2 separate regions of the Homo sapiens genome follow, and region 2 is linked to region 1. A link is a loop called in an ENCODE intact Hi-C map of the cell type or tissue named here. Cell type or tissue: heart right ventricle. All regions are shown on one strand. Each heading gives the region's core, and the rest is flanking DNA. Links, peaks and the distances in the headings are about the cores only.

Region 1 (16,896 bases), core at 4,277-12,276:
TATTGATGGTTCAACACTTAAGGAAGTCTAGAAATAAAATATTCAAATGACTATATGGCCAGACTCTTTTTTAATTTGTTTACACATTTATTCAATAAACAGTGCCTGAGCACAGGGACTACCTAAAAAAGTTAAGTCATATTTGCTACCCTCGTGTTGATGTAAGGATTCAAACATCCAAACAAATATGATAGAAAGTGGATTGTTATTATAAGAGATGGAACAGAAGTCTAAGAAAACTGTCAGAAGTCCCAATGTGGTGTAGAGAAACACACCCCTACCCTAGCTCTGGCAAAATACCTGTATTCCAGCTGCTTGTCTGCACTGGCCTTGCTGTGTGATCATTTAACTATAGGAACCGGCTCTTCTCATCTGGTACCGCCCGACAGGACTTTTGAGAGAATGGAATGAGATCATTGTGAAAGTACATTGTACAGCACTGATCAAGTGCTGTTAGGATTATTAAACTAAATGTGCATTTGAACAGTAGGTGTTAGGACATAGTGGCTAAGGGCATATACACTAAATTTGGAAGGCCTGAGTTCAAATTTGGACTGTACTAGGTGGTCGTTGTGCTACCTTGGGATATAACAAGTTATACAAACTCCATTCTCCTCTATTTCCTCACATGTAACATAAAGATGATGATAATAGAACCTACGTCCTAAAACAGACTTTTAAGAAAGAGTGCCTGGGAAATAATAGGTGTTCCACAAAAGATAGTTATTTTTACCTTCACCATGTCCACTGTCTGTCCCTCAAGCTACATTGGCAATGATATCTCCAACCTGACCCAAATAACCCTAATGTGACCAAGATCAATGTGTGCATGTGTGTGTGTGTATATGTTGTATGTGTAAAACCTTGAGCAAATAGTGAAGTATAGGATAAACATAAAAAGTAAGCTAAGTAAACCCATTGTAATAGTAATTACAAAATATATATGTACGTGTGTGTGTATGTGTGTGTGTGTGTGTATATATATATGTAGTTCTCTTGGTTTCAAAAATTTGCTAGCACAATTTAACCAAATAAATGAAAATAAAATTAACATTTTATCACAAGGTCAAAATATAAGGAGTAAAGGGTTTATGGGGGGGGTAATAAAAATGTTCTAGAACTACTGATGGCTTCAAAAATTTGTGAACATACTAAACCTCACTGAACTCTATACTTTAAAAGGGTGAATTTTATGAAATGTGAATTATATCTCAATGAAGAGATATAACAAATTTAAAAATCATACCTCAATAAAAAATTATACCTCAAAAAAACCTAACTGAACATTTAACAGCCTTACTAGGCAGTAATTATATATTTAGTACAGAAAAAAATATAAAACAAGCATATTCCAAATTTCATCTCAACTGATGGAGGTTGAGGAGTGTTAGTATGTGACGTGGTGAAACTATATCAGTGCTCCTGGGCAGGTGAGAAAGAAGTAATTCATTCTCCTGTTTATCACTGGCAATATTTGCAGTTTCCTTTTGGCTGGGTTCCTGAATGCACTTGGCAACTCTTGCACCGTTGTGGGATTGAGATGAGTGTGTAACTGATTAACAGCTAGAGGAGAAACTGTACACAAACTTACCCCATCAAATAAATCAGGTCATGCTGCTACAATATTTAAGCTAAACTTGAACAGGAAAATATGTAAGTCCTTAAGAACATTAAAAGCTTTTATAAAAATCAGATGTCCATGGAAAATTATTTTCCACAAACCTGGTTCAATAGAGCTGAGGACTCCAGTAGTGAGAGAGTTTCCTCAGGTTCCTTGGGAGTTCTATTGGTAAAACATCTAGATTTTATCGATGGCAACACTGCTTATGGACAGCACTCACCCTCATTTAGTGATTTTGGTCTACAAACATAACCATAACCAGAAACAGGGCTAGGTTGTGTGGGAAAGCAAAGAGAACATTTACAGAACACTTCCACATATGAGGCACAATTCTAAACAGTTTACACTCACTGTTGCACACAATCCTGACAAAAGCCTCTGTGGTTGATACTATTCTGGTCATTCTTATTTGACAGACAAGGAAACACAGGTGCAGACATTAAGTAATTTGCCTACATTCAAACCATTAGTAAGTGACAGAATGAGTATTCGGACCTAGGCAATGCAGCTCTCCCAATCCGTGATCCTAGTTACTGGACTAATACCTCTTCTACACATTTATTTGGCACATCCAAAGTGCTCTGCAAAGAGGTTTGCATTTATATGACCAGAAAAGCCTCTTTGTGAAGGAAGCATTTTGAGAAAGGCCTTGGAAAGAGCCAAAAATGCTTCAACAGGTGGAGATGCTGAGGCTCGGACAAAGAGTAAGGCCGCAGGAAAGAGCATTTGAAGCAAGGGAATCATCAGAGGAAGAAACACATGGTCATGTTCAGAGCAAGCCCATCAGCCTCACTGCAGCATGGGCTGCATGAAGGAAGAAGAGGGGAGTGACATGTGGCAGGGAAATATGGACCAACGCCATGCATGGAGGTCCTGAATGCCAGGTCTGAGTCTGAGCTTAGTGCACAGAGTGACAATAACATGGAAGGCAAACTGAACTCCATAAATATCCCTACTGTTCCTGATCAGCCTGTGCTCTCATATTATAGGAATCAGGTCCAAAGCGACTCAGTCCTTCTATGCAATACTGTATTTATGTAGACAGTTTTCTTGAACCTTCTAAGTTAAGTCTTCTATTTCTCTTAGGAACATTGTTTGAAAAGTTATTCTTGAATTCACCCTCCCTTTCCTTAATTGTGCCTGTTCAATATTTCTATTCTATACTCTACGTGCCTCACGGGTTGTGATGTGGCGTAGTAAGAATGGCAGATGAGGATTTGGTGTGGTCTGAATTCTAATCTTGACATTTTCCTGAAGGATTCCATTCACTCATTCACTTAGCACTAGTTTGATTAACTTCAGTATGCCCAGATCTGTAATAGATGAAGAATAGAGATTTAATAAATTATGCCCCAGAAAAGTTAAGTCCATTAAGAAACAAGACCAACACCAAAATATAAATTCCACATAATATGCTAATTACACAAGAGTGACAGAGGAACTTCAAGTAGGGAGTTAGGCCAGGAAACCCTCACAAGGATAGGAGTTTTATGCTTGTCTAGATAAATACAGGTGGGAAAGGAAAGCATTATTAACAAAGGAGACAGAGAGCAAAAGCACAGATGAGGGCTCGCACACAGCCCATTCTGGGGGCTACAAATTATACACATATATTGATATCTCAGAATTGAGAGGAATGTCCAAAAGGAAAAGTACCTTCGTTCATTCTCTGATTCTCTCCCTGAACTCATTTTTTCTCAAATACTCTCTCCCAAATAAGAATGGGAACGGAAAATAAAAAGGACAAATACTTAGCTACCTCTGCTGATCTGGCATCTCGGTTTGCTTTTGATTATCTTAGGAGCATGCCTGTTGTTCTGAGCAGTTCTCAACCTCTGTGATTGTCTAGAATAGATGTCCAATGGAAATAATGGCAGGACCGGTTTCTCTGCCAGGGCCGTGGGGATGCTGATGCTTCACTTGTCTGGCCCATTTAGGTTTTGTGATGATAAATGGTAATAATGTTTCATTATATGTTAATTTCCATCTTTCATCTGAGAACTCACAGCATATTACAAATATTGTTTTTTGCAACATCTCTGTGAAGTAGGGAGGTGAGTAGTATCATTGCTCCCATTTGAAAGCTGTAGGAACTGAGTCATAAAGAGGTCACAAAGAGCTGTTCAAGGTCATGTGTCTTTACCATGGAGAGGAACCTGAAACAAGTGCAATATCTCTGCCTTGTCATCACTGGCAATAAGCTGACTCAGTCTTCCTCCTCAGCCCTCATTACACAAATCTGCTATTTGTAAAGTACTTGAGACCTTTAGTTATAGAACTTTATCTAAACTCAAGGCTTTACCTTTAGTATTAATTATCCTAATCTGCTCTAAAATAGTCTGTGGTAGCAAGCAAAGATGCCATATCCCAAAGAGGAATTACCTGCCTCAAGGTGGTGGTGCAAAGTCTAATTGAATTAATTAATGTTTGTAAAACATTTAGCAACCCTTAGATTAAAGGGTCTAATACAAAGATCCAGGGACTCCCCATTAATTACAGAAGAAAAGAGCAGGCTGATGCTGTCTCTGCTTCTCAGAGGACTTGCTCTCAAATATCCCCGTTCAGCACCAGGTCTGTTCTCCCAGTGCCTTGGGGTGGCCTGTTGTTTCCCTTTCAGAAGAGTCCTCTTTGCTTTCTGTTATTTCCAAAAATAGGAAATTAAAAGCTGCTCTCTGGAGGTAAGGCAGCTCCCCTTCTGTGAAGCTTACCTCAGTTGACAGCTGTTATAACAATTCCAGGTCATTAAGGACAACCTATAAAAACAAAATCCAAAAGAGATGGTCCCCAGGCAGAAGCTTCATGTCAGTGTACTTAATTTTGAGAACTTTTAACCTAAAAATTTGAATATACAAAACAATACAAGTTATGGTGCTATTATTAACAATCAGAGACTATTAGACTGGGCCTTAGAAATTACTAAGTTACTTTCATTGTTTCTTCGGTGAGAAAAAAGTTACTGGATGACTGTGTAACGATTTGTCCAAGATCACAATCTGCGAAAGCTAAAACTCTCAAGTCTTATATATGATATACTTCACACAACATCATATTGCTACTCACTTTTTTTTTTTTGAGACAGGGTCTCGCTCTGTCACCCAGACTGGAGTGCAGAGGTGCAATCATGGTTCACTGCACCCTCAATCTCATAGGCCCAAGGGATCCTGCCACCTCAGCCTCTCAAGCAGTTGGGACTACAGGCAAGAGCCACCATGCCCAACTAATTTTTGTTCTTGTTTTTTGTAAAGACAAAAAACATGTTGCCCAGGCTGGTCTTGAACCCTGAGCAAAAGCCATCCACCCACCTCTGTCTCCCAAAGTGCTGGGATGACAGGTGTCAGCCACCATGCCCGGCTGCTACTCACTTTTTGTAAAGGGATTAGAATAGGATACTTTGAAACAGTATCTCTAGAATATTTACGAGGACTTCATTTGCCAAGCATAGATTTCAATAGAACTTTTCCAGAACCCACCAATTGTGTAAAGCCATGGCCATATCACTGAATTGTACAGCACATCCCATTACTTAGGCATGATCCAGAGGGCTTAGGACATAGCATTGGGCCCACCCACTGGGGTGAAAATCTGTGCTTGGGGAGCTGATGACACTGCAGGTGCTTGCAAAGGAAATTTAATCTACCAGGCAATTGAAGCTCACAGCAATTTCTGCTTACAGCTCAGGGGAGCAGTTGGCCAAGGGGGAAAGAGAGAAAGGCCATAAGACAGAAGCAGAAATGTTCCCAACAAGCAGTTAGAGTCCAGCCATGGGGCAGGTGATACTTGGAAATCCAGACAGGAAGCTGGCTCCATGGAGTCTGTCCTCTAGTGGCTAAGCTCCAATCAGAAACCTCGGGCCTGAGGCAGCGTTCCAATTCCGAGTGGGAGCCTGGCATGGGAAAGGCTTCTTCACTCCTAGGAAAAATCTGGGGCTCAAGACAGGCTGCCAGGCAGGAACTTAGGAACAGTAGTACCCACAGGGGACCTCAGGCTTGGGAATGAGGCAAGAGCCCAATTAACAGAATCAGGGCACTGCCTCTGGGCAGACTAACCAAGAGTGTGGCTGGGTGCTGAGCTGCAGAGAGCAACGCTGGGCTGGATTCAGTGCCCTTGCTGTGGGCCTGGGATGACCCAGGAACTGGGCTGAGGCCCCTGGGGAAAATCAAGAACAGGTTCCTGGTGCAGATGAAGAAAGCGGCAAGGCTGGGGCTCCACTGGGCCTCTCTGCTTGCCATTCTTCCAAAAGTCCACTTAGGATTATTTATGCTGGTTACCTCTTTCATCAGCAAGTAAGATGCTCCACAAAAGGGAGGAGACTCTCAAGTGGATCAATCAATGATATTTTGAGAGAGGGGTGAAACTGAAATTAATGACAAAAGAAATTCAGAGCTCTTATTTGTGTACTGTACATGTCGTTCAGTGTCCTAAGCAAACTGGTAATGGGAAATGTTATTTACTAATGGAAAAAGGAAAGTAATAAGATAGAACTAATGCACCTCCTAGTACTCAGACCCTCTCCCAGTTAGTGTGGCATCAGAGGGGATCTCTGAGGTTTCTCAGCTCTCCCACAGTCCATCAACCCTGCCAAAGCACTTCAAATAAGCAATCTTAATAAAACTGTGCTTACCATGCAAATGTAACTTTAAAATAAGCCCCCCAGCTTCCAATCTAATCTCTGTCCCAATGGAGGTCTTTGGGGGCTGTCACTGTCTTTTCACATGCCTCTTTTTTACACACCCCTATGAAACACGCAACCGGACTACCTATGTCTACCATGGGATCATCACTGTACTTCTCCCTCCGCGGGAAATGGAGTCCAATCCTCTCCTCCTTTCATCCAGCCTTTCTCTGGCACCAGGGAGCTTTGCTGTTGGCTAGCTGCAAGCTTTGTTGGTTGCTCTGTTTGTTCATATCTCATTGACCCCAGAGTACATGGCAGAGAATAGCAGTAGTTCCTCACCAGTGGTGTGTGTCAGTCACCCTGGAAGCTCTCCTGGACCCCACATACTCTGGTCCCGGAGAGCTACCAAACCCAGACCTAGCAAACCTGAATCCCTGGGGTGGAAACAAACAAACAAAAAAAAACTACATTTTGATGAGTGTGGGTTATGTTGTACTTATACTACTTTAAAAATAAAAAGGAAAATAAAAGAATAAAGTAGATCTATTGTCATAGCAAGATGTCCACGATACATTAACTGCAAGTTGTTATAGAATGCTATTATTATATGATTAAATGCACTATATTATTAAATGCATTCATCAGGCATTTTTGTAAAAATGGGAAATATCTGTGTGTGCGATGTAATATATAGGTGGATATTTAAACAAAAGAGTCCATAGACTAGGGATTTTAGCCACTGTTCCCTGTTCTCCTTGCCATTTGCCTCCCAGGCCCTAGATACAGTGAAACCAATTTCAAATATAGAATCATACTGGTCAGCTGGGTGCAGTGGCTCAAGCCTGTAATCCCAGCACTTTGGGAGGTCGAGGTGTGCAGATGATGAGGTCAGGAGTTCAAGACTATCCTGGCTAACACGATGAAACCCCATCTCTACTAAAAATACAAAAAATTAGCCGGGTGTGGTGGCAGACACCTGTACTCCCAGCTACTCGGGAGGCTGAGGCAGGAGGATCACTTGAACCCAGAAGGCAGAGGTTGCAGTGAGCTGAGATGGTGCCACTGAACTCCAGCCTGGTGACAGAGTGAGACTCCATCTCAAATAAAAATAACAATAAAAATTAAAAAATCATAGTGGTTGTATTATGGCTCTATCATGTGACAGCCATGAAAAATTTGGCAAGTTGCTAAATTATCCTAAGCTTCAATGTTTTCATCTTTGAAATGAGATATAATCCCGTTACTCCATGATACGGTATTGTTGGAAGAACAAATAAGATTGTATACATGCCCAGTCTCGTGTCAGACAAATTATAAGACATTTTTTAGGGAAAAAATAGTGTTAGAAGTTGAACGGTACTTGAGAATTTTTTTCTTCCCAAAAAAATATGAAATGGGGAAAAACACAATTGAACAGCTTTATATTAATCTTTCTTGTTTAAGAACAGGAAAGATTATACCTGGTTTACTGAAGGATTGCTTGAAGAGTGTCAGCCCATCAGGACAAGGGAATGCAGAGAAGGCCTGGCTAACCCACAGATCTCACCAGCCTAATCTACCTGCCAAAATGAGAGAAAATGAAAGCCAGAAACTCAGGGACCCAAATCTCCACTCCTAGGCCTAGTATCCTTTTACTAACTACTCATTCCAATGTTAAGAAGTCCACAGAAACCAAAGTACCCACAAATATCAATCACTGCTTAACAGTAAATGATCAACACATACTGATTTCATCCACTTTAGCCAGGTGAGGTGGCACATGCCTGTAATCCTGGCTACTCAGAAGGCTGAGCTGGGAGGATTACTTGAGCTTGCAAGGTCAAGGCTGCAGTCAGCTGTGATTGTGTAATTGCGCCACTGCACTCCAGCCTGGGCAATAGACTGAGAGTGTCTCAAAAAAAAAGTTTGCTTTGTAAACCACCGAATATATACCTAAAATGTTGTTTTCTTATTTTATTTCTTTAAGATTATTTATAGACTATTTCTTGTTAGGAAAAATATTTTATTTCTTAATTATTTATCATCTGAACAATGTATGACGTGCTAATATCAAAGAGCACTGGAAGGAGAGAGATTTACAACCAACCTCTGGCAACCTCACTGTCTAACTTGGGGCAACCCCTGCTGTTCAAAAGAGAGAAAATGAGAGCCAGAAAAGTTACCTTCTAACACTTCTAAATTAGTATTAGAAGTTGAACAGTACTTGAGAAATGTTTTCTTCCCTAAAAAAATATAAAATGGAGAAAAACACAATTAAACAGCATTATATTCATCTTTCTTATTTTTAGAATAAGAAAGATTATGCCTGGTTTACTGAAGGATTGCTCGAAGAGTATCAGCCTATCAGAACAAGAGCATTCAGAAAAGGCCTGGCTAACCCAGAGGCCTTGCCACCCTGGTCTACCTGCCTAGCTGGGCCTTGCTAGAAGCACTTGTGGCTGCCATCTACAGGCCTGCTTCCAGCCTATATGCCTTGTGGCAAAAGCTGCATGGCATTTGGCAGACTGGAAAACCATGCAAATATTCATGATCTGGGCAAAATCCCTAAATGAGGGTAAGCAAGCTGTTAAGAGAAATTCAACTGTGTCCTATGAAATGCATTTGCAGGAACTTATGAAGATGTTTATCTCAAGGAACAGGAGATTTAGGAAGTACAGGTTGGTCATCATCAAGTATCTGACTGTTTATCATGTAAGGTGGGATTGACACTAATCTGGTGATTCCAGGGTAAGAACTAGGATTAACAGGTGGAAACTGGTGCCTAGTAGTTAAGAGTAAAGGCTGCAGTCATCTTGACTGTGGTGATGGTTTCACAGATACACCATGACATATTTTATACTTTGGATATGTGCAGTTGATTTTATTTCAACTTCAATAAAGTAGAAAAGAGTATGAGCTATAATGTCAGATAGTTTGGGCTCTAATTATTGCTTAGCCACTTACTATCAGTGTGATCTAGAACAGGGATCCCCGACCCCTAGGCCTTGGACAGGTATTGCAGGAGGTGAGCAGCAGGTGAGCCAGCAAAGTTTCATCTGTATTTACAGCCACTCCCCATCACTCACATTACCCCCTGAGCTCCACCACCTGTCAGAGCAGCGGCAACATTAGATTCTCATAGGAGCACAAACCCTACTGTGAACTGCACATGAGAAGGATCTAGGTTGCATGTTCCTTATGAGACTCCAATGCCTGATGAACTGTCACTGTTTCCCGTCACTCCCAGATGGCACTGTCTAGTTGCAGGTAAACAAGCTCAGGGCTCCCACTGATTCTACATTATGTTGAGTTGTAGAATTATTTCATTATATATTACAATGTAATAATAATAGAAATACCGTGCACAATAAATGTTAATGAGTTTGAATCATCCTGAAACCACCGCCCCCGACTCCAACAGTCCATGGAAAATTTGTCTTCCATGAAACTGGTTCCTTGTACCAAATGGGTTGAGGACTGCTGATCTAGAACAAATTATTTAACCTTTAATAGATCTCCTGGAGTCAATATGAAGTTAGGTGAAATAATGCATATAAAGTGCTTAGCAGGGAATCAATGTGTGGCAATCATTTACTGTTAGGCAAACAATTACTGTTATTTTGGGGTACTTTTTCTTTGGTGCTCTCAAAATTGGAAGGAGTAGTTTAATATAAGGCTACTGGGCATAGGAGCAGAGAATTGGGGTCATGAATTTCTGGACCCTTTGAAAGGACATCAAAGAGTACTGGAAGGAGAGAGATTCACAATCAACCTCTGGCAACCTCACTGTCTAACTTGGGGCAACCTCTGCTACTCAATTAAGAGAAAATGAGAGCCAGGTAATCTTGGCATTAGAAGGAGATTTTGAGATTGACAGGTCCTATTTCCACCCAGTGGTCCCAGTCTAGCCATGAGATGTCCCTGCTTTCCTCATGTCCCTGCTCTCAGTTCCCCTGCAGAGAGCTCCTTCCCCAGCCAGCAATCTGCTGGAATCTGACAGCCAGGGGGCTTGCAGACCAAACACTATTAAGTGGTTAAGTATTTAAAAACAGGTCGTGAGAAACATATTCATTTCCTGTTTCTTGCTATCTCACTATGTGATGTTGAACGCACCATTCCACTGCTCTGAGCCTCAGTTGACTAATCTGTTTAATGGAACTGATATTATTGTCCTACTCTTGTGATATTGTTTATTATTGTGATATTGCTTGTTTCTGCTCAGCACAGAGTTAAGTGCTCCATTAATGCCAGGCCATGAGACTATCATGAGCATCATGAGAGGTAGTAGGTAAAATTGATAGATATAGAATGCAGTGCCCAAGTCCTCAACTCACGAACCTGTGCGGCTACTGCCAGGAGAAGGCCAAAGGGCTTTCTTTCTCCCTAGATAATTCAGATACATTTTAGACAATGGTTCTCCTGGGGTAATGGACCTGCCCTTGTTCTCCTAACCTACTCTTTTTGCTACCTCCCTAAATTCCACTTTCCCGTATTGAATTTAATACCTCAGTAATTATCCTTAAATTTGGATCTCCAGGTTTTTCTTTGCTTTGATCTTTTTAGCCCCTATGATAGAACAGATGGTCTCCAGCTTATACCTTCCCCAGATCTGAACATTTCATATGTCCAAGCAGCAGCTGGCCTGCCTCCTTACTCAGTGTACCAGTGACCTATTGGCCCTATATTCTGTCCTCAAGAATCTGTGACTGCTCCTGGGTATGCAGCCCGGAACCTTCTTTGCTGGGGCCTCTCAACCCCTGGAACATGTTAGGCATCACAAGAGCCTGGCACCCCTTTCCCTCTATCCCTAAAACATCACACATATACGCAAACACAAACTCATACACACACTATTGGAGCATGAGCCCTGGTCACACTTCCATTAGATCCAGTGGTAACAGTTGCCTCACCATTCCTTTCCACTACATTCCTCACCCCTTTCACTTACTTTTTGGAAGGTCTCTTGCTAACATCTTCAGTCCTTTTGGTCAAGGCCCTGTCTCTGACCCCAAATGTCACCCACAAAGCCTAATGTTGTGGTTAACAATATTTTCAGTTACTACTAAAATATTTGATGGCACACATATGTTAAAAATGAAAACAAGTTTTCTGGAAGATTATCTGTTAATATTTATCAAAGAGATTATATGTATAATAATCATACCTAACATGAATGTTTGCCATGAACCAAACACTGTTGTTAACTCATCTTATTTTCCTATCTTCAACTCTATAAAACAGATACTTTCGTTATTACCACTTTATCCCACTTTTAGAATTCTCTTGTGAATCATCTCAGATTTATTCAAATTGGGTACAAAAATTTATCACAGCATTGTTCAAATTGAATTATGTCCATATAATAGAATATTATGCAACCATTAAATATCAGAATATTCAGGAATGTTTAATATTTGAAAATGATAATTAAATATTAAATGAAAAACAAGATATGCATATTTTTATATAAAAAATGAGCCTGATATTATCCATGGATGCATAAACCAAAAAAGAAAACAAAGAGACAGAGATACGACAAAACCCTGACAGTGAATATCTCTGAGGGAGAATTCTTTACTTTATTCCCCTGTCTCTGTCATTCAGTTTTCCACAATAAACATGCTTTAATGTTATAATCAGAAAAAGTAAATGTATTAAAAATATATTTTGCTATAGCATCATGTAGTTAAGTTCTGCTTAATTTCTGCTAGAGCCCAAGTGTCCTGCTCATCCTCAAGAGCATCACAATCTCTCCGATGCAGTCCATGGATACGAATTAATATTATTTCCAAAGAAGAGGACCCAGAAATGTAAGAGAGTTTAAATTTCCTCCAATTTACAGAAAATATGCAAATAAAGCAACCTATGGTCACTTGGTGCCAAGAAATGAATCCTCATTAAGGACCCACCAAACTCCCTGCACTGTCCTTAGAAATGGAAGTTTAGCTACCATGTGTTAGGTTTTCTCTTCTCCACCAGGATGTTTTCTTCTTCCAGGATTTTTTATCTCAGTGATATCCTTGGTTTCTTTCCTCCCCACCAGCCCCTGTCTCTCCCAAATCTAATTGTCCCTGGTTCTGTTTAAAGCCTGCCTGGAGGTGCCTCCAAACAGACTCCCCTTCTTCTGACCCGTGAGCCAGAATAGACCTGCATGGTTGTGCCTTTGGTAAAACACAGCCACCTGAAGCACCACCACTTTCTTTCTTTTCTTTTCTTTTCTTTTTTTTTTAGACGGAGTTTCACTCTTATTGCCCAGACTGGAGTGCAATGGCGCAGTCTCGGCTCACTGCAACCTCCGTCTCCCGGGTTCAAGCGATTCTCCTGCCTCAGCCTCCTGAGTAGCTGGGATTACAGGCACATGCCACCACACCCGGCTAATTTTTTGTATTTTTAGTAGAGACGGGTTTTCACCATGTTGGCCAGGCTGGTCTCAAACTCCTGACCTCAGGTGATCTGCCTGCCTCAGACTCCCAAAGTGCTGGGATTACAGGCATGAGCCACCGTGCCCAGCCAAGCACCACCACTTTCTTTTAACTACCAAAGAACTTTGGCAAACAGTTGATTCCAGGAAAAAAGCTGCCACTTTCTCTAGGGGAAAAAAATGGAACTAAATGCAAAAGCTTTCATCTAATTGCAGTAAAAAACAGACACTTCTCTTCCACTTTAGCCATTATTTCTAGGCACATTGAAAGGAGCATGGATTTGTAGCCTCCCATAACCTGGACTTAAAGCCAGGCTCTAGAATGGGCTAGGAGAGCATGTGCGAGGCTGTGAAGGTTGTTCACCTACAAAATAGGACTAATAACTTTAAGGACTGTTGAAAGAATAAAAATTGTTCATAAATGATAACATGAGTATACATAAACCTAGCACCCAGATCTTTGTTTCTAATGCCATTCTCCAATAAAAGGAACAAAAGCTCCTTGGAAAAATGGCTGAATCTAGGACTGGGGACACAAATATACAAGATGAGCCTCTTGTAGTGCCAGAACATAAAAAAGTGCTTAAAAAAATTAATGAGGATGGGTCAAATGGGTACAAGAGAAACTGAAGGAGCTCCCAATGGCCAAAGTTGGAACCATTTGAGCAACAAAATAATATCAGTATTGTTTTATAACCCAAAGTATAAAATAAATATTTGTGAATCCACACTGATACAAATAAGTTATAGAATAAATAAACAAATGGGCGAGAAGAGATAAATCTCTCATGCAGAAGAATTCAAACAATTTATGTAGATACTACACGCTTGCTAACTGTGGGCTATTCATAGTGATTTCCTTCTAAAGAGTATAGTATAGAAAAGAAGGAAAAGAGAAGCTTTACAGTGGAGAGATTTGACTGACACTATGTCAGCCAGCCAGGTGATCAAGGTCAACATCCACAGTGGCAAGTCATGCTGAGAGTGTGTTATCCTTAATATAATGTGATAGGAATGGCATTTTGCCTCTGTGCACTTCTTCCCAAAAGCCCAGAATTCTAGTCTAATAGTGAGAAAAATGTTCGACAAATCCCAATAAAGGGACGTGGTACAAAATACCAGTCTAGTAGTCCTTAAAATTGACAAGGTCATCAAAAACAAAAGAAGTTTGAGAAACTGTCACAGCCAAGATGAGCCTAAGGAGAAATGACAACTAAATGCAACTTAGTATCCTGGGTGAGATCCTGGACAGGATAAAAAGCATCAGATAAAAACTAAGGAATTTTGAATAAATTATCAACTCTAGTTAATAGCAACATAGCAGTATTGGGTTTTTGTTTTGGTTTGGTTTTTTTGTTGTTGTTTTTGTTTTTGTTTTTTGTTTTTTGTTTTGAGAGAGGGTCTCGCTCTGTCACCCAGGCAACAATAGCTCACTGCATCCTCAACCTCCCGGGCTCAAGCAGTCCTCCCATCTCAGCCTCCCAAGTAACTGGAACGACAGATGCACGCCACCACGCTCAGCTAATTAAAAAAAAAATTTTGTGTGTGTGCTGACAGGGTCTTGCTACGTTTCCAAGCTGGTCTTGAACTCCTGAGCTCAAGCAATCCTCCCACCGCAGGCTCCCAAAGTGCTGGGATTACAGGTATGAACCACTTCACCCAGCCAGTACTGGTTACTTAATTGTGATAAATAAACCATATTAATGTAAGATATTAACAATGAGGGAAATCGGGTGCGGGGTATATGAGAACTCTCTATGCTATCATCACAATCTTTCAATAAACCTAAAACTATTCAAAAATGGAGAGTTTATTTTTTAAAAATTACGCATACAAATATGCTTTGCCAGCAGGGTGCGGTGGCTCATGCCTGTAATCCCAGCACTTTGGGAGGCTGAGGCAGGAGGATCACTTGAGCCCAGGAGTCTGAGAAAAGCCTGGGCAACAAAGCAAGACCTTCTATCTAAAACAAAACAAAACAAAAAAATTAAAAATTAGCCAGGCGTGGTGGCACACACCTGTAATTCCGGCTACTCAGGAGACTGAGCTGGGAGGATTGCTTGAGCCCAGGAGGTCGAGGCTGCAGTGAGCTGTGATTGTGTAATTGCACCACTGCACTCAAGCCTGGGCAATAGATTGAGACTCTGTCTCAAAAAAATATGTTTGCTTAGTAAGCCACATAATATATGCCTAAATTGTTGTTTTCCTATGTCTTAACATGATTTATAGGTTATTTCTTGTCAGGAAAAGTATTTTATTTCTTAATTATTTATCATTAGAACCATGTATGACATGCTAATTATAAATTATATACTAGCAAAATCTCAATGCATTTTTATTGAATTTTTTATTTTATCATTGACAAATCAGAAGGGGAAACTATCAGGGTGACAGTGAACAGAAGGGAAGGATAAAGGACTGGAATAGAGGCCTAATACCACCACAGTCTTTATCTTTATTTTTTCCTCATACAATTAAACTCAGCCTCTTAGCATATCCTATTCTTGAGTAAAGCAGGGAGGCAGTGTCATAGCGGTGAAACCCACAGGCTCTGAATTCTCACAGACCAGAGCTTGCATCCTGTGTACCAGTTGTGTGGTCAGGGGAAATTATTTATCTCTACAAGCTTCAGGCTCATCATATGGGACCAAAGGATAATAATATCTCCCATGAGGATGGTTGCTAATATTAAATGAGATGACATATATACAATGCTTAGCACAGTGTATATATAAATTCCCAATAATTGGTAGCTATTATTATTATTAAAGGGGTGTAAAATTTGGCCAGACATGGTTGTAAAAGCAAAGTAGAAAATAAGTATCTGGCCAGGTGTGGTAGCTCATGCCTGTAATCCCAGCACTTTGGGAAGCCAAGGCGGGTGGGTCAACTGAGGTCAGGAGTTCGAAACCAGCCTGGCCAACATGGCAAAACCCCGTCTCTACTAAAAATACAAAAATTAGCCGGGCATGGTGGCGTGGGCCTGTGATCCCACCTATTCAAGAGGCTGAGGCAGGAGAATTGTTTGAACCTGGGAGGTGGAGGTTGCCAGTGAGCCGAGATTGCGTTACTGCACTCCAGCCTGGGTGACAAAGCAAGACCTTGTCTCAAAAAAAAAAAAAGAAATATCCATGAGTTCAAAGAGAGATACAAATAAACAATTGAATAAATAAATGGGGAGAATAGATAAATCTTCCGTACAGAATTCCAGATAACTTATGCACACAGGGCTCCTCAGAAAGGGCTACATAACTATTCACTCCTTAACATTGGCTGCTGGTAGTGACTTCCTTCCACAGTGTACAGTATGAGGGGTGAGGAGGAAGTAACTTTACAGTGGAGAAACCTACCAAATATTGCTCAGTCAGGTGATGAAGGTTAATTTCAAAATTGATATGTCATGCTGACAACATGGTGTGATAAGCATGGCACTTTACCTCTTACAGTCTTCCTCCCAAAAACCTACAACTCCTGTCTATCCATGAGAAAAACATCAGACAAACCCCAATTGAAGGGCATTTTATAAAACACGTAATACCCCTCAAAGCTGTCAAGGTCGGCACAAACAAGGAGAATCTGAGGAAATGTCATGGTCTAGGTGAGCCTAAGGAGACATAACGCATCAATCTAATGTGGTATCTTGAATGGAATCCTGGTACATGAAAAGGACATTAGGCCTGTGAAATAAAATAATAATAATAATAAAAAGGACGTTAGGTAAAACTAAAGAAAACTGAGTTATGGACTTTAGACTTTAGTTAATACTAACACATCAGTCTTGGTTTACTTGTTGTAATAAATGCACCATACTAATGTAAGATGTTAACAAAACAGGAAGCCGCCCAAGCAGGCAGATGGCTTGGGCCAGGAGTTCAAGACCAGCCTCAGCAACATGGCAAAACCCCGCCTCTACAAAACATACAAAATAATAATAATAGCCAGGCAACACATGCCTGTAGTCCCAGCTACTCGGGAGGCTAAAGTGGGAGGATTGCCTGAGCTCCAGAGGCAGAGGTTGCAGTGAGCCGAGATCATGCCACTGCACTCCAATCTGGGGGACACAATAAGACCCTGTCTAAAAAAATAGGGGAAACTGACTTTGTTTGGGGTATATGGGAACTCTCTATCCTATCTTCATAATTTTTCTGTAACTCTAAAACTATTGTAATATAAAAAGTTCAGGTTTTAAAAAAGCAGTGGGAATAGAATGTTTGTTACAGTAATTGAGAACTACCTATTTTAAACTTACAGCAGTCTTGC
Region 2 (16,896 bases), core at 5,023-13,022, 370 kb before region 1:
AGCCTCCAAGAAATATAGGATGACGTGAAAAGACCAAATCTATGTTTGATTGGTGTAACTGAAAGTGATGGGGAGAATGGAACCAAGTTGGAAAACACTCTTCAGGATATTATCCAGGAGAACTTCCCCAACCTAGCAAGGCAGGCCAACATTCAAATTCAGGAAATACAGAGAATACCACAAAGATATTCCTTGAGAAGAGCAATTCCAAGACACATAATTGTCAGATTCACCAAGGTTGAAATGAAGGAAAAAATGTTAAGGGCAGCTAGAGAGAAAGGTCAGGTTACCCACAAAGGGAAGCCCATCGGACTAACAGCAGATCTCTCAGCAGAAACCTTACAAGCCAGAAGAGAGTGGGGACCAATATTCAACATTCTTAAGGAAAAGAATTTTTAACCCAGAATTTCATACCCAGCCAAACGAAGCTTCATAAGTGAAGGAGAAATAAAATCCTTTACAGACAAGCAAATGCTGAGAGATTTTGTCACCACCAGGCCTGCCTTATAAGAGCTCCTGAAGGAAGCACTAAACATGGAAAGGAACAACCAGTATCAGCCACTGCAAAAACATGCCAAATTGTAAACACCAACGATGCTAGGAAGAAACTGCATCAACTAACGGGCAAGATAGCTAGCTAACATCATAATGAAGGGATCATATTCACACATAACAATATTAACCTTAAATGTAAATGGGCTAAATGCCCCAATTAAAAGACACAGACTGGCAAATTGGATAAAGAGTCAAGACGCATCAGTGTGCTGTATTCAGGAGACCCATCTCACGTGCAGAGACACACATAGGCTCAAAATAAAGGGATGGAGGAAGATCTACCAAGCAAATGGAAAGCAAGAAAAAAAAAGCAGGGGTTGCAATCCTAGTCTCTGATAAAACAGACTTTAAACCAACAAAGATCAAAAGAGACGAAGAAGACCATTACATAATGGTATAGGGATCAAATTCAACAAGAAGAGCTAACTATCCTAAACATATATGCACCCAATACAGGAGCATCCAGATTTATAAAGCAAGTCCTCAGAGACCTACAAAGAGACTTAGACTCCCACACAATAATAATGGGAGACTTTAGCACCCCACTGTCAATATTAGACAGATCAATGAGTCAGAAAGTTAACAAGGATATCCAGGACTTGAACTCAGCTCTGCACCAAGCAGACCTAATAGACATCTACAGAACTCTCCATCCCAAATCAACAGAATGTACATTCTTCTCAGCACAACATCACACTTGTTTTAAAATTGAGCACATAATTGGAAGTAAAGCACTCCTCAGCAAATGTAAAAGAACTGAAACCACAACAAACTGTCTTTCGGACCACAGTGCAATCAAATTAGAATTCAGGATTAAGAAATTCACTCAAAACCACAGAACTACATGGAAACTGAACAACCTGCTCCTGAATGACTACTGGGTAAATAACGAAATGAAGCCAGAAATAAAGATGTTCTTTGAAACCAGTGAGAACAAAGACACAACATACCAGAATCTCTGGGACACATTTAAAGCAGTGTGTAGAGGGAAATTTATAGCACCATAAATGCCCACAAGAGAAAGCAGGAAAGATCTAAAATTGACACCCTAACATCACAATTAAAAGAACTAGATAAGCAAGAGCAAACAAATTCAAAAGCTAGCAGAAGGCAAGAAATAACTAAGATCAGAGCAGAACTCAAGGAGACAGAGACACAAAAAACCCTTCAAAAAATCAATGAATCCAGGAGCTGTTTTTTTTGAAAAGATCAACAAAATTGATAGACCACTAGCAAGACTAAAGAAGAAAAGAGAGAAAAATCAAATAGATGCAATAAAAAATGATAAAGGGGATATCACTACTGATCCCACAGAAATACAAACTACCATCAGAGAATACTATAAACAGGTCCATACAAATAAACTAGAAAATCTGGAAGAAATGGATAAATTCCTGGACACATACACCCTCCCAAGAACAAACCAGGAAGAAGTTGAATCTCTGAATAGACCAATAACAGGCTCTGAAATTGAGGCAATAATTAATAGCCTAACAACCAAAAAAAGTCCAGGACCAGACAGATTCACAGCCGAATCTACCAGAGGTACAAACAGCAGCTGGTACTATTCCTTCTGAAACTATTCCAATCTATAGAAAAAGAGAGAATCCTCCCTAACTCATTTTATGAGGCCAACATCATCCTGATACCAAAGCCTGGCAGAGACACAACAAAAAAAGAGAAGTTTAGACCAATATCCACGGTGAACATCAATGCAAAAATCCTCAATAAAATACTGGCATACCAAATCCAGCAGCACATCAAAAAGCTTATCCACCATGATGAAGTTGGCTTCATCCCTGGGATGCAAGGCTGGTTCAACATACACACATCAATAAACATAATCCATCACATAAACAGAACCAAAGACAAAAACCACATAATTATCTCAATAGATGCAGAAAAGTCCTTCCATGAAATTCAACACCTCTTCATGCTAAAAACTCTCAATAAACTAGGTGTTGATGGAACATATCTCAAAATAATAAGAGCTATTTATGACAAACCCACAGCCAATATCATACTGAATGGGCAAAAACTGGAAGCATTCCCTTTGAAAACTGGCACAAGACAAGGATGCCCTCTCTTATCACTCCTTTTCAACATATTATCGGAACTTCTGGCCAGGGCAATCAGGCAAGAGAAAGAAATAAAGGGTATTCAATTAGGAAAAGAGGAACTCAAATTGTCCGTGTTTGCAGATGAGGTGATTATATTTAGAAAACCCCATTGTCTCAGCCGAAAATCTCCTTAAGCTGATAAGCAACTTCAGCAAAGTCTCAGATACAAAATCAATGTGCAAAAATCACAAGCATTCCTATACACCAATAACAGACAAACAGAGAGCCAAATGATGAGTGAACTCCCATTCACAATTGCTACAAAGAGAATAAAATACCTGGGAATCCAACTTACAAGGGATATGAAGGACGTCCTCAAGGAGAACTACAAGCCACTGCTCAATGAGATAAAAGAGGACACATATAAATGGAAGACCATTTTATGCACATGGATAGGAAAAATCATGAAAATGGCCATACTGTCCAAGGTAATTTATAGATTCAATGCCATCCCCATCAAGCTACCAATGACTTTCTTCACAGAATTGGAAAAAGCTACTTTAAAGTTCATATGGAACCAAAAAAGAGCCCATATAGCCAAGACAATCCTAAGCAAAAAAAAAAAAAAACAAAGCTGGAGGCATCACGCTACCTGACTTCAAACTATACTACAAGGCTACAGTAACCAAAACAGCATGGTACTGGTACCAAAACAGATATATAGACCAATGAAACAGAACAGAGGCCTCAGAAATAACACCACACATCTACAACCATCTAATCTTTGACAAACCTGACAAAAACAAGCAATTGGGAAAGGATTCTCTATTTAATAAATGGTGCTGGGAAAACTGGCTAGCCATATGTAGAAAGCTGAAACTGGATCCTTTCCTTACACCTTATACAAAAATTAATTCAAGATGGATTAAAGACTTAAATGTTAGACCTAAAACCATAAAAACCCTAGAAGAAAACCCAGGAAATACCATTTAGGACATAGGCACGGACAAGTACTTCATGACTAAAACACCAAAAGCAATGGCAACAAAAGCCAAAATAGACAAATGGGATCTAATTAAACTAAAGAGCTTCTGCACAGCAAAAGAAACTACCATCAGAGTGAACAGGCAACCTACAGAATGGGAGAAAATTTTTGCAATCTACCCATCTGACAAAGGGTATCCAGAATCTACAAAGAACTTAAACAGATTTACAAGAAAAAGACAACCCCATCAAAAAGTGAGCAAAGGATATGAACAGACACTTCTCAACAGAAGACATTTATGCAGCCAACAGACATATGAAAAAATGCTCATCATCAGTGGTTATCAGAGAAATGCAAATCAAAACCACAATGAGATACCATCTCACGCTAGTTAGAATGGCGATCATTAAAAAGTCGGGAAACAACAGATGCTGGAGTGGATGCGGAGAAATAGGACCACTTTTAAACTGTTGGTGGGAGTGTAAATCAGTTCAACAATTGTGGAAGACAGTGTGGCGATTCTTCAATGATCTAGAAATAGAAATACCATTTGAGGCCGGGCGCGGTGGCTCACGCCTGTAATCCCAGCATTTTGGGAGTCCGAGGTGGGTGGTTCACGAGGTCAGGAGATTGAGACCATCCTGGCTAACACGGTGAAACCCCACCTCTACTAAAAACACAAAAAATTAGCCGGGCGAGGTGGCAGGTGCCTGTAGTCCCAGCTACTCTGGAGGCTGAGGCAGGGGAATGGCGTGAACCCGGGAGGCAGAGCTTTCAGTGAGCCGAGATTGCGCCACTGCACTCCAGCCTGGGTGACAGAGTGAGACTCTGTCTCAAAAAAAAAAAAAAAAAAAAATACCATTTGACCTAGCAATCCCATTACTGGGTATATACCCAAAGGATTATATATCATGCTACTATAAAGACACATGCACATGTATGTTTGTTTATTGTGGCACTATTCACAATAGCAAAGACTTGGAACCAACCCTAATGTCCGTCAATGATAGACTGGATTAAGAAAATTTGGCACATATACACCATGGCACATATACACACATATACTGTGCAGCCATAAAAAAGGATGAGTTCATGTCCTTTGCAGGGACATGGATGAAGCTGGAAACCATCATTCTCAGCAAACTATCACCAGTGCAGAAAACCAAACACCACATGTTCTCACTCATAGGTGGGAGTTCAACAACAAGAACATTTGGACACGGGGGGGGAACAACACACACCGGGGCCTGTTGTGGGGTGGGGGGCTGGGGAGGGATAGCATTAGGAGAAATACCTAATGTAAATGATGAGTTGATGAGTGTAGCAAACCAACATGGGACATGCATACCGATGCAACAAACCTGCATGTTGTGCACATGTACCCTAGAACTTATTAAAAAAAAAAGTAATCTGTGGTTCTGTGCTTATGTAGATTGGTGTATGAAAAAGGAGGGCTGTGTGTTTTTGTTCAAGTTAGATCCAAACAGGGGAAAGTAGAGGTAAAGAGAGCATGAGTAATAGTAGCAGTCATATTTCAATTGATGGAGGCTAGGATAAGAAAATAATATACTTGCTAGCCTGAAATTATTTCTGACTCTAGTTACATAGGTAGCTTGGATAGTCACTATAATACTATGGATAGCAACTGTCCCTTTTAGAAACAAATCGTATTCTGGTCCTTTTAGTTTTTACCTGTTATAAATGAATTCTTACATATTAAATCCTGCAGCAAAATGTCTTTCTCTCATCAATATATATTCTCCCTTGGCTATATGACTTTCCCACTCCAAACTATGCAAACTGGCTTTGTGAACACACTTTGGCAAGAAAAATCTGATGGTTCCAGTGGAATTATACTGTTTCATTGAGAAGGGATTACTCAAGTTCCCTAGCCAACAGTTCATAGCCTATCAAAATATGTCAAATTCAGGAAAACATTGAACAGATTTGCTTTTATTCCTATGAAAAGAACATTTTTGATCATGAAGAGCCTACTAATCTAGGAAAGAAAGTCATGTCCTAGTTGTGAAATATATTAGCCACAAGACCTTGATTAAATTACATAACATCTCTTAGCTGTAATTTCTACATCCCAAAAATGGAGGGTTGTAAGAGATCACCTCTGAAGCCCCGTCTCCCTCCCTAGCACCTAGAAAACTACCTGTACATAGAGTGTTGTGAATTATGATACATGATGCTGAGAAACTATGATCTTCTTTCTTCTGCATTTCCATAGAATATCAGCTCCTAGCATGTAAGTGGAGCTTAATATCTGTTTATTCAAAAGAAAAATTTTTTTTTCTAATAGGAAAAATATAATATGCAATAAAATGTTATGATAATGTAGTTCAAATTGTGGGTAAAATTTTTTTAAATATATTATTAAAAAAGAATAAATAGCTCTAAGAAAATCAATAACTATGACTTTCCCTTTCCCGACTTTCTTTTGAGAACCCAGGCATATGGTTCTTGGTTCACTTCCTTCATGAAAAGATTTTTTCATGTACAGTGACAGCACAGAGGAGCACCCCAAGAGAGCTCAAATCTGAAGATCTCTGGATGTTTTTCGACACAGAAATCAGTGAAGTGAGGTCTCGGGCCACTCAATGTTTTCAGAGTCAATAATACAAATGTCAAATCAATAAAGAAGCACTCACACCAGCAGTACAAGAAAAAGACAACATTTATGATGTACTATCTTCCTCCAGAAAAGAAAATCCCGTGGCACTGGGACAGACATCTACTCCTCAGCCCAACCAGAAAACTTCAGAGCCCTTCCGGTGTACACAGAGTACACAGAATAGCCTTGAGGGTTCTGACCAGAATCACTCATATACAGCTGCCCTGTGAACATGAAATTTTCTCTATATGTCTTAATTTCTTCGTATAACATATGAAAGATTCATTGACGTCAATCTGTTACACAAAAAAATTTCCCTAATCATGGCCTTCAGACTGGCAAATATAAATCAGGTAGAATCTGTGGCGACCTCAGCACAAAACCATTAATCTTGCTGGAAGAAAGAATTCCCTATGCAAGCTCTGTAGTTGAAGTATGTCACCCTTATGAAAGAAGAGCACTTTTTTTTAATAAACTCCATTTCTCTGCATCCAACTACTGCTTATCATTCAAGGTCTAGCTCTTCAGTCACGCCACCTTTCCCTTCCATGAAGCCTGAGCTAATGTTCCAGCTGAAAGGGAGTTTTCTCCCCTCTTGGAACTGTATCTGTTTCTCTCTTGTGACCTTGATAATTTCTTTCCTCCATTACATGCACCTGGGCCTGTGTTTACATTCTTCCACTAGACTGAGGAGCAGGCACCACTGTGACTATCATTGCCTCCCCGGAGAAGCCTTTTTCCTGCCAAACAAATGTTGGGCAAATCATAAATAGTAAAAATAAAAAGTTTTGGTAGAATAAGTGAATGAGTGAAGCATTAACCTAATATTTCAAAATTAAGCATCACCTTCACATTTGAGTTAACTATTTGATTCAGCTTCAGGAACTAATTTTCACAAAAGCCCTGTGGCTCAGTAGATGGAGTCAGGTATGGAAGTTGGCAGATAATCTTTCTGCTCAATTACTAATGACCCGTGGAGAAAATGCCCTACTTATCGTATTTTTTGTGGAACAGTACAATGGAAAGTGTTCATGAAGGTCTTTGAGTCCATTTCCTGAGACACACAGATGACCAGGCACTTGTGTAGGTTGGCACTGTACATTAAGGGTCAGAGCAGAGCTGGGACCTGCTTCCTGAACATAACCTATGTGATACAAGTCAGAAGAGTGGTACCTTGATTGGGGATTGGCTAGGAAGAGGTGCAAAAAAACCTCTCTTGTATGACAGAAATATTCTCTATCTTGATCCAAATGGTGGCTACTGGAATGTACACGTATGTAAAAATCTACCCAGTTATACATTTAAGATGTGTACATTTTACTAAATGTAACACTATACCTTAGAAAAAACTAAATGCGATATTTTAATGAAACCGCTTTGCACCCTATTCATTATTTAACTTTTTATTTCTTACATCTGTAATTTTTCTGGTTACAAAACATATGTATTTTGTAAAGTACCCCAACATATCAGAAATGTAAAAGCCTAGAAAATGAATATCGTTCAAAACACCATTTCCCAGAGAGAAAACATTGTTAAAAATTTATCATACCCAGGTTGTATTTTTCTACGAAAAAGCGGCCGCTTTGAGGGTGTAGAACTGCTAGTTTTGTCACCTGGCCCATAATCTCCAGGAACACTGTGAATCCTGGGAGAAGCTGTGCCATGCTACTGGCAAGGAGCTGTCCTCTACCCTGGGAGAAGCTGTGCCGTGCTGCTGGCAAGGAGCTGTCCTCTGCTTCTTAAGCCATCAGGTCTCCTTTGGGTCCTGGACAAGTTTTGGTGTTCTTGATTTTTTACATTTTCTCAGACTCCAGAGATTTGGGCTTATTTACCAGTGTACCTTCTCTCTTGTGCCCAATCCTTGAACTCACTTTAGAATAGTATTAAAATTTCACCACTTCTTCCATTGTTGAAGATCCTAAAACAGATTCATGTTACTGCTGTTTCACAGATTTGTTGCTAAGCACTATAGACGGGTGAACAAAACGTGAACACAAGTAACCAACCCAGGGAACCGACAAAGTCTATGAGCTGCGAACACAGGTCTCCTAACACTTCTCCCTGGTAACATAGATTTAGCAAGGTTTTAAATTTCCTTACACTACCATCCGTAATAGCAGAGGATAAGCACTTTGGTTTCCTTTGAAGTCTCATACATTGGATGGGGAGGTAAGGAGGGTAGAAATTAACTTTGTCAGCTCTTCCTCTTCCCTTCTCTTCCCTTCCTGAACAATTCAGTCCTGAAGTCATTAGGTGGAGTTGAGCAAGGTAGATCAGAGCCTGGAGCATCCATTTGCCAGAAAGCTAAGGAAGAGCTTGAAAAATGAAAGGGGCATATCAAAAGGACACAGAGCATCAAAATACATGAGGACAGGAAAGAATTATAACCCAATAAACACAGGAAAATATGAGTCAATTTATAAATAAACTAAAAGTATGGAAAGAGTAGGGTATTTAAATAGTTTCAAAGTACCTCTCCACAAAATACCTGTTAATTAAAAAGGGAAAAAGAGTAACCTTACCATGGATAAGGCAGACTTTAATGGAGCAATCAAAGTGAACATTATCAGTAATGGAACAAGCTGAAAATCATACGCCACCTGATCAGATGCTATGAGAAATACACAGCATCACTTCTGGGATATTCTTGCTAGAGGTAAATAATCTAGATCTCATTGTAAGGGAACATCAGAAAACCTAAACTGAGGGATATTCTACAAAGTAGCCTTTAATCTTCAAAAAAGTCAAGGCCATGAAAATGTTCCAGATAGAAATAAGGAGACATGCATCGTGCAATTCAGAACTGCATCCTTTTGCTATAAAGGATGTTATTGTGACAATTCCTGAAGTTGGAATGGAGTCTGAGGATGAAATGATGGCAATTTATCAGTATTGATTCCCTGATTTTAATATTTGTAGTGTAGTCATAGAGGATAATTTTCTTGTTTTTTTTTTGAAATATGATGCTTTGATTTATTTTGGTCTTAAGATGTATCATTTCAGCAAGTTAGTCACAAATGGTTCTGAGGGAGTGCAGTTTTTTTACTGTATTTGCAGTTCTTCTGTAAGTTTGAGATTATTTAAAGATTTAAAAAATCCTACTCCAATGCAATGATTTAAAGAGTTGCTTCAGATAATGTTCTAGTTTAAGCGAAAATCCTCTGCTTGACCCTCCCTTCTGAAGGAAGAGGCTTATGCAACACCACGATTTTGAGAAAGGCAGGAGAATGATCAGATTTACTTTACTTCCTTGTACCATCTGCTGGTTCTTCTGGTCTCTGAGGAATTGTCTGTTCTCACTGGTTGGGGCTGTGTACTGTCATCTGATCTCTCTCTCTCTTGGGTTGATCACAGCCTGGTGATGCTCCCTGGCTGCCTCCACAGAAATATTCTCAGTAGCATTTTAGACCCTTGAGTCTCTGCCATGTCCTCTGTGTGGCACCCTGACACAAGCAGTTTAGCCCCAGCCTCTACTGTGGGGTTTCCTCTTCCATTGCTATAGGGCTCTGTGGCAAGCCATCTGCATCTCAAGTCAGTGATTTCTGAGACCTCCCACTAGGAGGCAGTATAAGTGTATGTCTATATGAGCCCCTGGCCCCATGAGGCTAAGGGCTTCATTCTTCAGATCAGTTCAAAGTGCTTAGATTTTAGGTAGAAATAAGGTGCTGTATTCTAAATGAGGACTTGGAGATGCTTAGGAAAACTAAATTTCAAGTCCTCTTTCTATCTAATTGTGTTGACAAATTTATTCTGATATGGTTGGTATGGGGAATTCAGTCCAGCAGGAGAATTCTTTTCATAGCATGAAATGGGAATCAAGCTGTGTTTGCTCTGCTCTTGGCTCCACCATAGCTTATCTAAAACACCTCCTTCTCTGCAGCCTGAAGCCCAGAGCTGAGAAGTCAGGACACTGGGCCTTCTCACAGCCCCCAACAACTTCTCTGCCCTGACACCTTTCTTCTACTTCTATTTTCCTGGGCTGGAAAGAACAAACTTTCCTCCAGGTCACATCTTCCTACCTTCCCACTGCTGCCACGAGCCTGAATCCTCATGGTGGGCCAGAGTCTTCATCCATGCAAGAGACACTCCCAGGCTTGGTTATGAAGCCTTGCATCTTGGTATAGAGCTCAACTTCCTGTCCTAAGGCAACAAGTTGCACCTTGATCTAAAATGTTAGTTAACATACCCAAGCTTTGGCTTTCCTATTGGTTAAATGGGAATATTAAAGATAAATATCTAAATTTACAATATATCTTCCTCAATAGTCTCTTATTAAATGGGATAATTAACTAGAATAGACATTCAAATGATACAGCATTTCATCATGTGTCAAATGAAAATAATAACATCTGTCTATATCTATAAGGATACAACAGCACTAAGAGTTTAAAATGAAATTTGAATCTAAAAAAATTATGTAGTTGCTATATAAATGTAACATTATTAAATTTACCAGATTTTTCTATATCATCCTTAGAATCTATGCATAAGAACATTTTGTCTGTTGAGGACAATTAAAAATAGGTCCATATAAGACGCAATTAAAGCTCCTGGGATAAACTCAGTCGCTTAATGAAATCTGCTCTAGAGCACAGAGTGTAAGAGCATTATTCCAACTGACGATTTTAATGCCCAAGTAAATGAAGACAGGATGGCCAATAAAGGTAACTAGCAAAATGTTGAGGTGGTGGTGTATGTTGGGAGGGGAGGAGGCAATGGAAGTAACCCTTACAGAGAATTTTAAAACCAACCAGAAGTTGATCTACTTTTCATTATTACCATGTGCTGGTGATTGTAACCCATGTCAGTGATAAGACACATTACATTCCACTTCCGATGGACTACAGCTCTGCTCTCTCCTTGTCTTCTCACTGTGTTAAGGAACAGAGACAACTTTGTTCCTGCAATGAGAATCCACAGGTTATAGGATATAGCTCTTATTTATACCCCCCAACGCACCATTAAGCAATGCCAATTGACTTTTCTGACCCAAGATCCAAAGGATCTTAGAGGACTTCTGACAGAAGATATTCAGCAAAAGTTGGTGCTCTGTCATGCTGACTTGCAGCATAATAAAAAAAGATAAAATCAAAAGAGGCAAATGTCTCTTAAAAATGTGAAGAACCAGTTTTGACTGAGGATAAAATTATATAAAAGTCCTCTTATGTGGGTGACCATATTTGTCTATGACTTGCTTTTGCTTCATATTTTAGTTTTGAATATTTTCTTTCATTGCGTCTCACTAAGGAAACTATTCTTTTTGACTCCCCACAGTTAAACCAGCCAATGAATCACTTATAACTTGCCATTAACAGCCAAGTTCTAATTGTTATATCTAGATATGATTTCCATGTCTTTTTCAGTCACAGATTATAAGTTTTTTTTAACTGCTCTGAGGTTTCTTTTACATCTCCAGAATCTGTAAAATTTAAGTACAGAATCTAAACCTAAAATTGAACACTTTATTATTGGAAGTAATTAATAACTAGATGTTTTTAAAGTATTAAAAGGAATGACATGTATTTGCAAGCTTACTGAGGTTTTGTTTTTATTTCAGGTACCGTATGTTTTAGTTTGAGAACTTGTTCACTCATTATGTCCATCTTTCCTTTTCAATCTATAAATATGTATAAGAGCTATTTTAAGCACTCACCTGCTAATTCCAGGTCATCTCAGGGTCTGCTCCTATTGACTCATGGCCACCCACCTTTAGTGGCGCTTCATGTCATATGCAAGGAAAAGGGAGAAAAGATGTGAAACTAGAAGGACATATCAGTGGTGGTCAAACAGCAGGCTCGGGAGTTGAAGAGCGTTGGAGGAGGAAGAAGCATAGCTATAAGGTCATATCTTTTGGCTTATTTTCTTAAGATAAATATCCAGTAATTTTAAAATTGCATTGTGGATATTTGAAATGCTCCAACTCTTGAGAGTCTGAATATTTTTCTTCCTGCAAGAAATGTGAATTTTTATTATGGCCGGCAGTAATTTGCTGGCAGATAGGCTGGATCCCTCTGAAGCTTGATTGTAAGCTTTGTTAGGTAGGGTCCAGTGGAGCCCTTAGTCTAAGGCTAGAGTCTTTTGGGGGTCTTGGTAGAAGGTCTACCCGTTCAGCAAGGTCTTCTGAGTCTGGATGGTCCGAGTTTGATGGCTCCCGGCACACTGTGGGACCTTCAGACCTTCTCTTGAGGCTTTCACTTGGTTACATATGTGACAATCCAGAAGCTCTCTTCTGCCAGGTCTCACTGAGTCTCTCCTGTGCATACCTGACATTGTATTTGGCCCAAGACCAGAGGACCTCTATGTAGATTTCCAAGCACCTGCTCTGTGCACTCCTCCTTTCAAAGATCATGCTCCCCAAACCCCAGCTGGCTCAGCACCCCCAGACTCTGACCTCTGTTCCTCTGCTGAAGCTGATCTGCTTGAGCCCCACTTCCCTTCAGCCTACCAAGCAGTGCCCCAGGCTAAAGGCCAATCAACCCAGGCCTCACTTAATGCATTTTTCTTCTTTTAGTAATATGTCTGATGTCCGACATCTAAACACAGCTACTTCATTTATTATGACCATTCTTATATTTTTTTAAGCATGAATCTACACCTGTCAATACCAGAAACCCAAGATTAGTTTTCTTGCTTTTATTCCACTGTTTTCAGTGTATTCATAATTTTAAAGATATTTCATATTGACCTTTTAAAAAGTATTATCATGGCATTGTTTTCAGAAGTGTGTTCTGTTAAAAAGTAAACTGGCTCTGTTATAAAACAAATGCATTTTTCTTGACAGCAGGACACCTCAGTGCCATAAAAAGCTGATATGGGTTGTAAATTTTCAAGGGACTATATTATCTGCATTTTTCAAATTCATTCGACCACAGAATCCATTTTTAATAGATTGTCTTGTGGGAGTAATAGAAAATGTATTACTTTTTTGGGAAATGGTGCTCTGTGGATGCTATTTATTAATTTTATTAAAAATTTATATGCCTAATTAAAAAGCAAACATAGTTACAACCACCTTTTAAATTAATTTTTAGATGGAAAATAAGCTTTGCTTCTTCTTCTTCTCTCTAATACTCCTCCACTCAAAATCATTCCAGGAAGTTCTCGAGACACATATGAAGATTTCTGAGTGTATATACATATGTTCCCAATGGTGAGTTTGCAGTTGAGCCCTGTAAACATTTTGTATATCATGGAATAACAGGAGAGTTTTACAGGGAGAAGTGCACTTTTACACTATGAAAACATGTATTTCATTTTGACATTTTTTCCCCAAAGAAAAAGACATTTTTTAGGTAGGATAAAATAAAGTCAGCGTTTTTCATTCTGTGAAGTTGTCAGCTTCTCATGCTGTTTGTTAAATGAGGTGTCACTGAAGATGTGAGAATGATGAGCTTTTAACAGCAGCAGCAGCGGCTGCAGCAGCTGGATCTCTTCTTTACCATTAATAATTAAATTATTTCAAGTCGTTTTACAGAGCAATCCTCCTCCTCCAGCACACTCACACAAAGCTCTGGGTACAGCTGATTGGGAGGTGTCTCCTCACTGCCATGTCTAGGAATTGCATAGCAACAGCAGAGAGGTAGCAGACATGAGGATGCCTGACTGAGTGACATTCAAAGACCCAGGCACAATGTATTTCTTCAGTTACCTCTGCCAAGCAGCTCCTCTCTCTGGACCTCAATTGCTCTAACAGGAAAATGAATTCTTTAAACTAGATAATTTTAGAGTTTCTTTTTAGCTCTTATATTCCACAAACCTTGTTTAATAACACTACATGGACTAAACAGTGATAAGAATATCATGTCTATAAAACACTGCCTCTCTGGTTGAAAGTAGGAGAGAAGTGTCCTAAAAAACAATGGAAAATACAGCTGTCAAGCAATTTGTAGTTTCATTTTAACTTTACACCTGTAAACAGAAAATATCTTACTCTTCAAGTTTGGCCTTCAAGACTTAAATAATTCCTGTAATCACAATGAATTTGTCATCTGTCAAAACCCCACATTTTAGTTCTTGTCAAGCAACAAAGTTGATGACTTTTCTCCTGAAACTTTATTCTGACTTTGCTTCTTACTGATAGCAGAAGATTACAAGGTGGGAGAGAGATTTTTCCCCAAAGATACAATGGAATTTTGCAGAGAACCAGAACAAAAGGTGTTTAAATCTCTAAATGAAACTAGAAGAAAAAAAATTAAGTCACTCTGATTTCAGTTGCTAACAAAGGCAGAGAAAGAAAAATCCACTTGCTATGTTACTTCTCCATGAGCCAAGCTCAGCACAAAGTGAAAAAGGATTTTCTGATACAGCTTTACATTATCTTTAATTGAATTATTGGTTTAGATTTTAGCAGAAGAGAAGAATAAAACGATCAAAGCCTTTGTTTTCCTGGGAGCCTCAAATGCACCTGTACTATATCCAGCTGTATAAGTGATATGTATGGATACTCATAGGGATGCCTGCGTTCTCCTGCCTGGGGGCCAGGTGAACCTGGAGAATTGTGGGGTGTAGCTCCTGTAGCTGTGCTACCGTAAGCAATCATTCATCTAGAGCTCTGGAGAGTAGCTCCAGAAGGTGGTCCAGACCAAGCTGGGGCTTACAGGTAGAGACACAGCAGAAAGGCCAGGCCTGAGGGGCAACTTGAGACTTAAATGGAAGGTGAGGAATGGATTGGAAAGTGGAACATGAGGTAGTTCAGGGCAAGTGATTCAGAAAAACTCATGAGCAAGATTCAGAGAACTGATGTCCCCCTTTATATATGGGGCTTAGACGGAACCCAACTATCATTTCTTCCAGGCCTTATCCACTTAAGCCTCAGCCTTAGAAGGGGAGGCAGAGATGTGTTTTCCCCTTGTTGGGTGATTGGTTTCAGCTTTCTCATTTTGGAAACTTCAAGAGCACAGTAACTAAGCCCACGGACTTTAGCAAAGACGGCACTTACTAACTATATGATTTGGTGCTGTATTAGTCAGGGTTCCCTAGAGGGATGGAACTAATAGGATAGATGTCTATTAAAGGGGAATTTATTAAGGAGTGCTGACTCACACAATCACAAGGTGAAGTCCCACAATAGGCTGTCTGCAAGCTGAGGAGTAAGGAAGTCAGTCTGAGTCCCAAAACCTCAAAAGTAGGGAAGCTGACACTACAGCCTTCAGCCTGTGGTCTAAGGCCTGAGAGCCCCTGGCACGTCCAAGAATCCGAAATCTGAAGAACTTGGAGTCTGATGTTCAAGGGCAGAAGCATCCCACATGGGAGAAAGGTGAAGACTGGAAGACTCAGCAAGTCTGCTCTTCCTTCTTCTGCCTGCTTTATTCTAGTGGTGCTGGCAGCTGATGAGATGGTGCCCACCCAGATTGAGGGTGGGTCTGCCTCTCCCAGTCCACTGACTCAAATGTTAATCTCTTTTGTCAGCACCCTCACAGACACATCCAGGAACAATATATTGCATCTTTCAATCTAATCCAGTTGACACTGAATATTAACCATTATAGGGGCCAATACTGATTTGGGATAAGTTACTTAATTCCTCTGAATTTCAATTTCTTCCTCTGTAAAATGAGGATAACAAATCTAATAAAAACAATATAGGTGAGAATAATAATCTTAACCTTAGGATGGTGATGAGTAAAGCACTTACTACCTGGCACATCCAAATTAAGTATTAGAACGATTACAGTTACATTCTATTATCCTCTAGTTTGGGCTACTTCCAGTACTAAGATATAAGCTCCATGATAGCATGGATCCTTCGGTTTCACAATTGTATTTCAAACCTAGCAGAGAGCCTGGCACATGGTAGGAACTTTGCAAATATTTGTTGAATGAAGCAATGAATAAACAAATGAAAGAAACTGGCCAGTACTCCTGGATAGCTTGCCAAGATATCTGTGAGGGAGGGTGATGCCACCACCAAAGCACTAGGGCACCCCAAGGTGCAAAGCTCTGACCCTGCCTGGTTTGGCCAGAGATTCTCACACACACCTGAAATGTCCTTTTGTATGGTAAATTATATTTTCTTTTTATTACTGTTTCCAGTACTTTGATCCAAGTCTCTTTTACATGTGTGCAAGAATATAAGATGCATCTCTTTTTAGTATTTTCACATAATTTTTTTTATACTTTAAGTTCTGGGATACATGTGCAGAACATGCACGTTTGTTACATAGGTGTACACGTGCCATGGTGGTTTGCTGCACCCATCAACCCGTCATCTACATTAAGTATTTCTCCTAATGCTATCCCTCCCCTAGGCCCTCACCCCCCAACAGGCCCTGGTGTGTGATGTTACCTTCCCTGTGTCCATGTGTTCTCATTGTTCAACTCCCACTTATGAGTGAGAATATGTGGTGTTTGGTTTTATATTCCTGTGTTAGTTTGCTGAGAATGATGGTTTCCAGCTTCATCCATGTCCCTGCAAAGGACATGAACTCATTCTTTTTTATGGCTGCATAGTATTCCATGGTGTATACGTGCCACATTTTCTTTTTCCAGTCTATCATTGATGGGCATTTGTGTTGGTTCCAAGTCTTTGCTATGGTGAACAGTGCTGCAATAAACATACGTGTGCATGTCTTTATAGTAGCATGATTTATAATCCTTTGGGTATATACCCAGTAATGGGCTTGCTGGGTCAAATGGTATTTCTGGTTCTAGATCCTTGAGGAATTGCCACACTG

Evidence for each region. A loop is a pair of places that touch in the nucleus more often than their neighbours do. Peaks named below come from ENCODE experiments on the same cell type or tissue, not always from the same donor. Only the 100,000 strongest peaks of a DNase experiment are listed, where the experiment ranks them.
Region 2: a loop joins it to region 1, with 2.6 times the contacts of the local background. A loop is called at or near these places in 30 of 110 quality-filtered maps.

The regions. Positions count from the first base shown.
Region 1 is chr3:193,555,534-193,572,429 of GRCh38, forward strand. ATP13A4-AS1 (ATP13A4 antisense RNA 1) reads left to right here. Exons shown (of 2, transcript NR_121666.1): 2 at 1-51. It also overlaps a transcript of ATP13A4 not described here. Among named protein-coding and RNA genes, the nearest start is that of ATP13A4, 9.1 kb to the left of the region's middle. In heart right ventricle, for the core only: a CTCF peak has its summit at 8,682 (motif pointing left); a DNase peak (open chromatin) is centred at 5,485.
Region 2 is chr3:193,180,872-193,197,767 of GRCh38, forward strand. No RefSeq gene overlaps it. Among named protein-coding and RNA genes, the nearest start is that of PLAAT1, 52 kb to the right of the region's middle. In heart right ventricle, for the core only: a CTCF peak has its summit at 9,778 (motif pointing right); no DNase peak of the experiment used is centred there.